2 separate regions of the Homo sapiens genome follow, and region 2 is linked to region 1. The links are chromatin loops, found by intact Hi-C in ENCODE. Cell type or tissue: sigmoid colon. All regions are shown on one strand.

The links. Peaks named below come from ENCODE experiments on the same cell type or tissue, not always from the same donor. Only the 100,000 strongest peaks of a DNase experiment are listed, where the experiment ranks them.
Region 2: a loop joins it to region 1, with 2.6 times the contacts of the local background. A loop is called at or near these places in 7 of 110 quality-filtered maps.

Annotation. Positions count from the first base shown.
Region 1 is chr18:46,409,578-46,414,577 of GRCh38, reverse strand. The region is part of intron 1 of ARK2C (arkadia (RNF111) C-terminal like ring finger ubiquitin ligase 2C); the gene reads right to left. Among named protein-coding and RNA genes, the nearest start is that of ARK2C, 78 kb to the right of the region's middle. RefSeq lists an enhancer at 1,865-2,815. In sigmoid colon, no CTCF peak of the experiment used is centred here; DNase peaks (open chromatin) are centred at 1,387 and 2,097.
Region 2 is chr18:46,182,570-46,187,569 of GRCh38, reverse strand. The region is part of intron 1 of ARK2N (arkadia (RNF111) N-terminal like PKA signaling regulator 2N); the gene reads right to left. Among named protein-coding and RNA genes, the nearest start is that of ARK2N, 11 kb to the right of the region's middle. In sigmoid colon, no CTCF peak of the experiment used is centred here; no DNase peak of the experiment used is centred here.

The DNA of each region.
Region 1 (5,000 bases):
GCATGTGTCTGTGGGATTTGTGTGAACGTGTTCATGTGCAGGTATATGTCTATTCATGGATATGTGCATGTACATGCATGTTGTGGCACCTGTGATGTGTGTGTGTGTACATGTATGTCTGCACGTGTGTGTGTGCACACACAGAGAGCAGCTGTGGTCTGAGTCTCCACAACCTGCCCCATGGCCTGCTGGGGTTAGTCAGGTCTGCCTGTAAGCAGCACCTACACAGAGCCCTGGTTTGGAAGGCTAATGATTTTTTATAAACATCTGCTGTTTACCAACACAGCATAGGGAGATTAAAGCAGTTTCCCTTAAGGAAGAAGACACATCTGCCCAGAGAGTCAGGCAGGTTGTGTTCAGGTCCCGTCTTAATCAGTCACTCACTATGTGGCCTTAGGCAAGCAGCCTGGCCTCTCTGAGCCTCAGCTTCCTGACCTGCAAAATGAGCATAACGATATTGCCATCTCTACCTCCAGAAGGCCGTGGATTCAGATGAGAACTGCTGGGGGATGGTGCCTTGAAAATTGTAGAGCACCCTACACAAATGAGGCCTGGTATTAAGGACATTATAGCAAACATTTCTAAGAGAGGAACCCGAGCATGCTGCATGACTTTGAATTAAATTATGTGGTTTAGATTACAGTGTATGTGCAGAAAAGTAAACATGCAGATGATTCCTGGAAGGATCCATGAGACATAACAACAAGGCTCCCCATGAGGAGAGAACCTGGGCAGCTGGGGCAGGGGGAGGAGTGTTTTTCTCTGTATGTACATCCTTTTGCACCATAGGAATTCTTACCACGTGCATATGTAATGTGCTTTTTAAAACACACAGAGCAGTTTTTAAGAGTAAAATGATTTTTAAATGTGAGTAGAGCAGAATGGAAAAAGCGCTGCTCTCCTGCCCTTTCTCATCTCCCACCCCTTTGCCCTGGGTTCCCAGGGCCTCAAATAACTGTCTCCCACTCCTCTTCCCAAATGTCAGCTCACCTTCTCTCCCCAGGTAAGAGATAAGTAAACTGAGACTCAAAGAAAGTAAACAACTTGCTATCCCGTAGTCCAGGTCGCAGGGCTAATAAGACAAGGCAGATGTGGTTTCCACAGAGCCTGCAGAGCTCTGTAGGACTCCAAACCCAGGGAGCGCTCACCTATCCCACTCAGAACTGACTATAAAGCTCAAGGAAAGCCCTACAAGGCTGTGGGTTTGGGCACGGTGGGACAGGCTAATGCAGATAGATTTGGGGATGGGAGCATCTTCCCAGGGTCCCTGGGACGTCACCACATGGTCCACTTCTGGATAGGGCTGGGCTTGAGCGACGCTGCTTTATAAAACTTGAGGATCAGTACCCTTGGAACGGGTCGGGGCAGGCTGCCTTATTCTAATTCCACTCGAGAGAGAAGAGGACCTGGCAGGGTTCCCAGCTTGCAATGTTTTAACCAAACAATTTTCAAAACCGAGTTCAAGATCTGTCACCCAAAGCAACAAACTTGAACAGAGTGCCACAGAGTTGAGCTCCCCCATCCCCCGGCTAAGGCGGGAAGACTCCTGGAACTCCTCCAGCTTCTCGGAGAGGGGGCTGTGTTGTTTGACGTGCAAGCATCCCTCATTCTTTGCATCCAAAGGCCTCAGGAATTCTGGGGGATTTTGAGGGTCCTAGTCAGGGAGAGAGGGAGGATCTGCTAGTGACCTTGACCAAAGGGCTCCCCTTTGGGCCTCGGTCCTTATCTATAACAAGATATGGTGGCCCCTGGCCCACAGGTGTGCCATCTGAAGCATGAAACGTGGTCACTCCGCGTTGGCTGTTAGCAGCATCTCCGTACCTGCCCGAGGCGGCCTTGTCATTTTCTAAGAGTTGGGAGGGGTGGGGGTAGTCAGGACCACCAGCAATTCCCTTCCGGCCTGACCACATCCTCTGGAGGGAGAGCATTTAACAGCCAGCTACTGGAGTAGGGAGGAGAGAGGAGGTGTGACAAGTGAGAAGAAACTGACCAACCAGGCAGCCTCATCAGCACATGACTGGACATCGGCCTCCCTGATCTCCTCCCACTACCCTGGGCTGCACTCAGTATGAGGCTCATCTCCTAGCAGGACATTTGGCAGGAGGGTGGCTGCTTTCTGCTCTGTTTTCAGAGCCTGACAGGCAGCTGTGAGCTGCTACCAAGGGTCAAGACAGCAGCAGACTGGCAGGGACATGTTTGCCTGCAGGCTTAGTGGTAACCCTCTGGGGCTGCCAGGCAACCAAGAAACCAAGGCTGTGGGTCTGCTTCTGGCCAACTGGGCAACCAGCCCAAACCAGCCCTTGACCCCATGGCCCCAGGAGTCCATCCTTCCCCAAACTGGGACATATGATCATGGCAGGATTTGTGGGCAGTTGCCCAATTTGAGATCTGATTTTGAAGAATGGGGTTGGAAGGACTTAAACCTTGAGGGGAGGGGGCTGTGCTTTGATTCCCAGGGCTGTGAGATGAGCCGTTGTCTCCCGCTGAGCTGAGATCTGCACTTGGGGAAGAGAGGGCATTTAAAAATAGCACCAACTGACTCGAATACCTCTGCTCCCTGCCTGCTGCAAGTCAGATCCAATTACTCTGCTGACAAGAGGCTTTTAGCCCAGGGAGCCTGGCATCATCGACCCCACTCCAGGGAGCTGGGCTCCATGGTGCCCCTGCCCTTCCTCCTCTCACTGGGCATCCACAGGTTCAGGAGAAAGGGACCAGGGAGGTGTAAAGATCACACATACACGGCTCAGCCCCAGGCTGTGATTCCTGCATGTCCAGCTACTTGACTGAATCTGGCTTGCTGGAGTCCCCCTTTTGTTCACATTGGGTGAGCAGCCCCAAGTATCTGACCCATATCTGAGATTCCTTCAGTAGGGCCTCACCCCTTTGGAACATGAAGACTTTTTCAAGGTCCCCAACTAAGATCCAAGTGCCCCTCCCTGGGATGGGCTCTCGTCACAGCTGGGGACAGGAAACTAGTACACATATAGAATATCAACTCCGTGAGGCAGAACCTCAGCTGTCCAGCTCACTGCTGGCACATAGTAGGAACTTACCAAATGTATGTTGAAATGAATCAATCGATAGCAAAGGGGACTTGGTGAGAAAATGCAAATGGCTCCATGCAAATCCTTGCTCAACTGCAAGAGTGAAAATTAATCAGCTGACTCAGAGCATACGTCCTATTCAGGATAGTCACATAGTGTCAGCTCATCTGCAAAGGCCAAGTACAGAGGCCTCTAGGAAATCTCTTTCCTTTCTCCAGCCAATGCCACCATAATTATCTTTCAGCAAACTCACCCAACCCAAAGCTACTTGCCAGTGACCCTATTAAACCAGCAAATGCCAAGAGCTAAGCTCTCTCCTGCAATGCCTCACACTGCCTTCCCCAAGGGGCTGTCGTTTCCTTTCTACCCTGGCTCTCTCCCTTCATTCAACTCTCAAAATTATCAGGTGCTAAGGGAATGCCAACAAAAAGAGCTGTCATTAAGGGGTGCCTGAATCCATCAGGCGTGTCTTACCTGCCTTGTCTATGACACCTGTCACTTTTCACTTTGGGAGGCTCATCTCAGCAACTTCCCCAGAGTGGAGACAGAGCCTTGGGCATCTGCCACCCATGCACAGCCAGCACCTGACACACACTGGTGCCCAGGAGATGTCTGATGAATAAATAATTGGGGGTGAGGCAGGGCCTCCCGTAAACATTACAAAGGCATGTGTAGAGTTTAAGGAGGACTTGCTGACCACTTTCATGAGCCTGGACAATTGAAGAAACGATGCTTAAAGTGAGTTTACCATGCAGCAGCCAAACCAATGAGAACAAGAGGAATGAGTGGCCCTCCTGGTCATGGGGTGTGTTTGCTTCCTTTGTGACAGATTTCCACTTGTTTGTTTGTCAGGGAGGCTCCCCTTCAGCCAGGCCCATGGACAATTATTGGTGATAGATTTGAGTGTTTCTGGGCATGGCTCCAGGTCATAACCAAGATCTAGGTCCTGCCAGCATCTTCCTGGGACGAAATTGACAGCAATTGTCAGAAGGCTTGTTCAGCTTGTTAAGGGTGAGCCTTCAGCTGAGGCTGTCAGTGCAACCCTGGATGGTGAGTTTGCCCCTCAGTCTCACAGCCTAACGGGTTCAGTCCTTCACACAGCTGGCTGGCTGCCTCCTCCTCCACCTTAACTGTGGGAAGCCAGGTGTGTGTACACAGAAGCTGGAATGATGATAGTTGCAGGCACAGCACCAGTAAGACATTGAGCACCTGGAACACATTCTCTGTCTCTAGCTTTCTCTCTCTCTTATTAGGGATAGCTGGAAAGCAGAAAAGCCAAGGTGAGAGGAAGCAGCAGAGCTGAGGTGCAAGAAGCCAAGCTTGGCTAAGCATTTGGGGCCTTAAGAAATGGGATCTGACCAGAGCAGGGCCCTGAGGTCATGTGACCTTAGAAGTGGAAGATGTATTGATCGCTTGATCACCAAGACCTCCCACCCACTACTCCTCACCACATAAGTAAAACAGCAGGGCCCACAGTTGGCAGTAAGATTATAATTTGGTGCAACCTCTAAGGAGAGTGATTTGGCAAGATCATGAAAATCACAAATGCTCAAATCCTGTCTACTGCAATTCCACTTGGCATCTTAAAGACAAAATGCATATAACTCCATGCAGATACACAAACAAAATGTGCTCTATGGCTGGTAAGTACAAAAGACTGGAAACAACGAAATGTCCATCAATAGGAGAACATGCATTATTGGGGAATATTGTGCAGTTATGAGAAAGAATGACAGTAATCTCCAGGATGCCTTGAAGCCAAGAAAGCAAGACGCCTGAAGGGCCCATCTATCCTGAATCCTCCCTTTTACAAAAGGGGAGCCTAAGACCCAGAGTGAGGACTGAGTGGCAGAAAGCCATGCCCCTGCTACTCAGAGGCAAGTTCAATACCAGGACTGAGACTGCCTGACCCCCAGACCAGAGGTCCCTCCTCTGCACCACAACTTCCACTCTGGT
Region 2 (5,000 bases), 230 kb after region 1:
GGGAGTTCAAGACCAGCCTGACCAGCATGGTGAAACCCTGTGTCTACTAAAAATACAAAAAGTAGCCAGGCGTGGCGGCGTGCACCTGTAATCTCAGCTACTCGGGAGGCTAAGGCAGGAGAATTGCTTGAACCCGGGAGGCGGAGGTTGCAGTGAGCCGAGATGGCGCTACTGCACTCCAGCCCGGGTGACAGAGCAAGACTCCGTCTCAAAAAAAAAAAGACAGTTATCATATAAAACATTATAGTTGGCATCTACTGCTGATTTTTTGTTTGTTCGTTTTTTCATGAGACAGAGTCTCGCTCTGTCACCCAGGCTGGAGTGCAATGACGCGATCTTAGCTCACTGCAACCTCTGCCTCCCGGGTTCAAGCGATTCTCCTGTCTCAGCCGTCTTTTTAAAAAAGTAGTAGTAAGGGCTGGGCAAGGTGGCTCATGCCTGTAATCCCAGCACTTTGGGAGGCCAAGGCGGGCGGATCGCCTGAGGTCTGGAGTTCGAGACCAGTCTGACCAACATGGAGAAACCCCGTCTCTAACAAAAACACAAAATTTGCCAGTCATGATGACGCATGTCTGTAATCCCAGCAACTCGGGAGGCTGAGACAGCAGAATCACTTGAATCCGGGAGGCAGAGGTTGCAGTGAGCCTAGATCATACCACTGCACTCCAGCCTGGGCAACAAGAGAGAAACTCCATCTAAAAAAAAAAAAAAGTAGTAGTAAGTTCTTTAATAGTTGGGAGTAAGGTTAAAAAAACAAAATTCGGCCGGGCACGGGGGCTCACGCCTGTAATCCCAGCACTTTGGGAGGCCGAGGTGGGCGGATCACGAGGTCAGGAGTTCAAAACCATCCTGGCTAACACAGTGAAACCCCCTCTCTACTAAAAGTACAAAAACAAAATTAGCTGGGCGTGGTGGCGGGCGCCTGTAGTCTCAGCTACTCGAGAGGCTAAGGCAGGAGAATGGTGTGAACCCGGAAGGTGGAGCTTGTAGTGAGCCGAGATCCCGCCACTGCACTCCAGCCTGGGCAACAGAGCGAGACTCCGTCTCAAAAAAAAAAAAAAAAAAAAAAAATCACCAGTTGGGTGCGGTGGCTCACTCCTGTAATCCCACCACTTTGGGAGACCAAGGCAGGAGAATCATGAGGTCAAGAGATTGAGACCATCCTGGCCGACATGGTGAAACCCAATCTCTACTAAAAATACAAAAATTAGGTGGGCATAGTGGCGTGCACCTGTAGTCCCAACCACTCGGGAGGCTGAGGCAGGAGAATCGCTTGAACCTGGGAGGTGGAGGCTGCAGTGAGCCGAGATAGCACCACTGCACTCCAGCCTGGCGACAGAGCAAGACTTTGTCTCAAAAAAAAAAAAAATTCATGATAATCAGCTGTCCATCTTTAAAAACCACTCTCCATAAACTTTTAAATCAATCAATAAAAATAATAAAATAAAAACACTCCTAGCTCTTTGTGAAAGTTTGCCTATTCTATACCTAAACACTTCAAAAAAATGCCCCCCCTCCCTGTCCAAAATGCCCAACTTAAGGTATTTTCGAAGTTTTGCCTGTTTTTTTATTTTTATTCTTTGAGACAGGGTCTCACTCAAGCTGCCCAGGCTGCAGTGCAGTGGCACGATCTCAGCTCACAGAAACCTCCACCTCCTGGGTTCAAGCGATTCTCCTTCCTCAGCCTCCTGAGTAGCTGAGATTACCAGTGTAAGCCAGCAAGCCCAGCTAATTTTTGTATTTTTAGTAGAGTCGGGGTTTCATCATGTTGGCCAGGCTGGTCTCAAACTCCTGACCTCAAGTGATCTGCCCGCCTAGGCCTCACAAAGTACTGGGATTACAGGCATGAGCCACCACGCCCGGCCTTACCTGGTTTTTTAAACAAGAATTGAGGATAGGGAATATGCAGACTGGAAAACAAGAGACAAATTGCAATGCATGAAGATAAAACTAGAATGAAGCAGGGCTTTCAAACATTATTGTGGACCTACTTCCTGCTGGCTTTAGCAATTGTCACAAAAAGACTTAAAAGTTATTTCAGTTAGACAAGTTGGCTAGCACAGTAGAGAGCTATGACAATGGTGGAAGACAATCACAATACTAGTAATCATCCAAGAAAATTAACACCTAACAATTATTACCTGATTTTTCTGACTGTGGCACATGTGCACACACAGAGCTATCAGAGGAAATTTAAGCCCAAGAAGTTAAGAGTTAACTTTATACATGAGGGAGGAGAATAAATAGCACACTATGAGAAAGACAACTGAAAAGAAACAAATTATGCACCTAAATGTTTTTACTTACTCCCTCAGCCCTCTATGTTGCATCTCCCATGAAAACAGGGATCATGTTCAGTATCAGTTCACTCACAGTTCCTAACACATAATCAATATCTGATATTTGTTGAATTGATCAACTGAATCTTTTAAACCAAGACCACTAATGAAACAACTTGTTTGCTTAAAAGTACTATTCATTTGTATATGAAAATACATTCCATTACATAGAATCAACATGATTTCTCACAGAGTAACTTCCCTTTTCTTTCTACATAAAACCTAAGACAAAAACTGACTCAACTGCTAATAGCCTAGTAAAGCTGTTTCCTTACATTTAGAATACTGCATTTAAAGTGATTGTGTGTGTATACGCAAATATGCAAGAATCAGGCACTATGAAACTAAGTATCTTTGGCTACATAACCACAAAATGAGGTAGAAAGCAGTATCTTACTAAAATTCAAATGAAGGCCCCTCTCCTTACACATTCAATTCTATGAAGAGACTCCATTGCATTCATAATACTCATCTTCCTAAATCTTTGTTGTTGTTGTTGTTGTTGTTAGAGACAGGGTCTCACTTCTATCACCCAGGCTGGAGTGTAGTGGCACAATCACAGCTCATTGCAGCCTTACCTTCCTAGGCTCAGGTGATTCTCCCACCTCAGCTTCCTGAGTAGCTGGGACTACAGCCGCATGCCACCAAGCCAGGCTAATTTTTGTATTTTTAGGAGAGACGGAGTTTCACTATGTTACCCAGTCTGGTCTCAAACTCCTGTATTTAAGCCATCTGCCCACCTTGGCCTCCCAAAGTGCTGAGATGACAAGTGTGAGCCACAACACCTGGCCATAAATTTTGGTTTTCGAGGCCGGGCGCAGTAGCTCACGCCTGTCATCCCAGCACTTTGGGAGGCCGAGGCAGGCAGATCACAAGGTCAGGAATTCGAGACCAGCCTAGCCAACATGCTGAAACCCCGTCTCTATTAAAAATACAAAAACTGCTGGGCGCAGTGGCTTACACCTGTAATCCCAGCACTTTGGGAGGCCAAGGCAGGCAGATCACGAGGTCAGGAGTTCGAGACCAGCCTGGCCAACCTAGTGAAACCCCGTCTCTACTAAAAATACCAAAAATTAGCCAAGCGTGGTGGTAGGCACCTGTAATCCTAGCTACTCAGGAGGCTGAGGCAGGAAAATCGCTTGAACCCAGGAGGCAGAGGTTGCAAGTAGCTGAGATCATGCCACTGCACACCAGCCCGGGTGACACTGTGAGGCTCCGTCTCAAAAATAAAATACAAAAATTAGCCAGGCATGGTGGCACACACCTGTAATCCTAGCTACTCAGGAGGCTGAGGCAGGAGAATCGCTTGAACCCGGGAGACGGAGGTTGCAGTGAGCTGAGATCGCGCCACTGCACTCCAGCCTGGGCGACAGAGCAAGACTCTAACTCAGAAAAAAATTTTTTTAAAAATTTGGTTTTGAAGGACTTCTTTCAATTATTTGCTGGGATTTTGAGTCAGTTTTCCCACCAAGAAGCTGCAGCATAGACAATGCAGACAATGCAAGAACCAAAGATTAGGACTAAAATAAAAAACACTTACAGAAATACAATATAGTAGAAAGAGCCCTTTTCTCCACAGCAACTCATCCCTTCCCTTAATCCTCAAAAGAAAGAAAAGTTTGAAGAAGCTATAAACAAGCATAAAAGACTCAAACTAGGACTGATGAGAGAGGATGCCCCATTCAGAGTAAGGAATTATGAGTAACAAATTAACACAACTGGGCAACGATCACCAACAGCTACTAACATCACAGGGAACCAAATATTATGCACCTACTGATCCAAGTACCATCTATAAAGTATTCCCCTCATCCCCTGCAAAAGAAGCAAGAGAAAGAATATATATTATAGAAACAATCTGATCAAGCTTCTAAATCTAATACCAATTAACTAGAAACCCAGGGGTCAGAGAAAAACGTTTACCACCACCACCACAGAAATCCAAAGGAATGTAACTGCTAAATCCACACTGGGAAAACTTCTTTTGTAACTAATAATCTGCTAGGGAAAAGAAATGGAGGGGGAACCTACAGATTACAAAACAATGCAGAGACCTTATTTGGCTCTTGATCTGACACATTTATGAGATAAGAGGGAAATCTGAACACTGACTATCATATTACATTAAGGAACTCTTCCTTTTTTTTTTTAGTGTGGTAAGTTTTTCGGTTTTCTTTCCTTCAACAGTGAAGCTGACTGGGAAACTGGAGTGCTAAAAAGTTAGAGTACAGAAAGGGAACTCTAATATTAATACAGCTGAATGGATCTGTCCATAATGCACTGAATTTGGCCTACCCGGAACTTAAATATAAATTGTGAGATTGCAACCACCAGAGATCAGCTTTGCTTGCTTGCCAGCCAACTTTTTCTCCACTGATATAAACTCTATAAATAGGTCAAAGGTGATAATGGCTGCTCAAATCACTTCATATTGCAGATATTACTACTTCTGGCATGTACCTGGACCTGCACCAGGGCTGTGAATAAACTAGCATCAAGTAAGAAGCCAAAGAAGTTATCAAATGCAAAAAAAAAAAAAAAAAAAAAGCACTGTGGCTAATGACTCTCTAAAGTACTCAAAAGCATCATCAGTGTAAATCAAGAATAATTTAAAACAGAGGTTCTTTTAATTTTTAAAAATAATTTTTTAATAGAGACAGG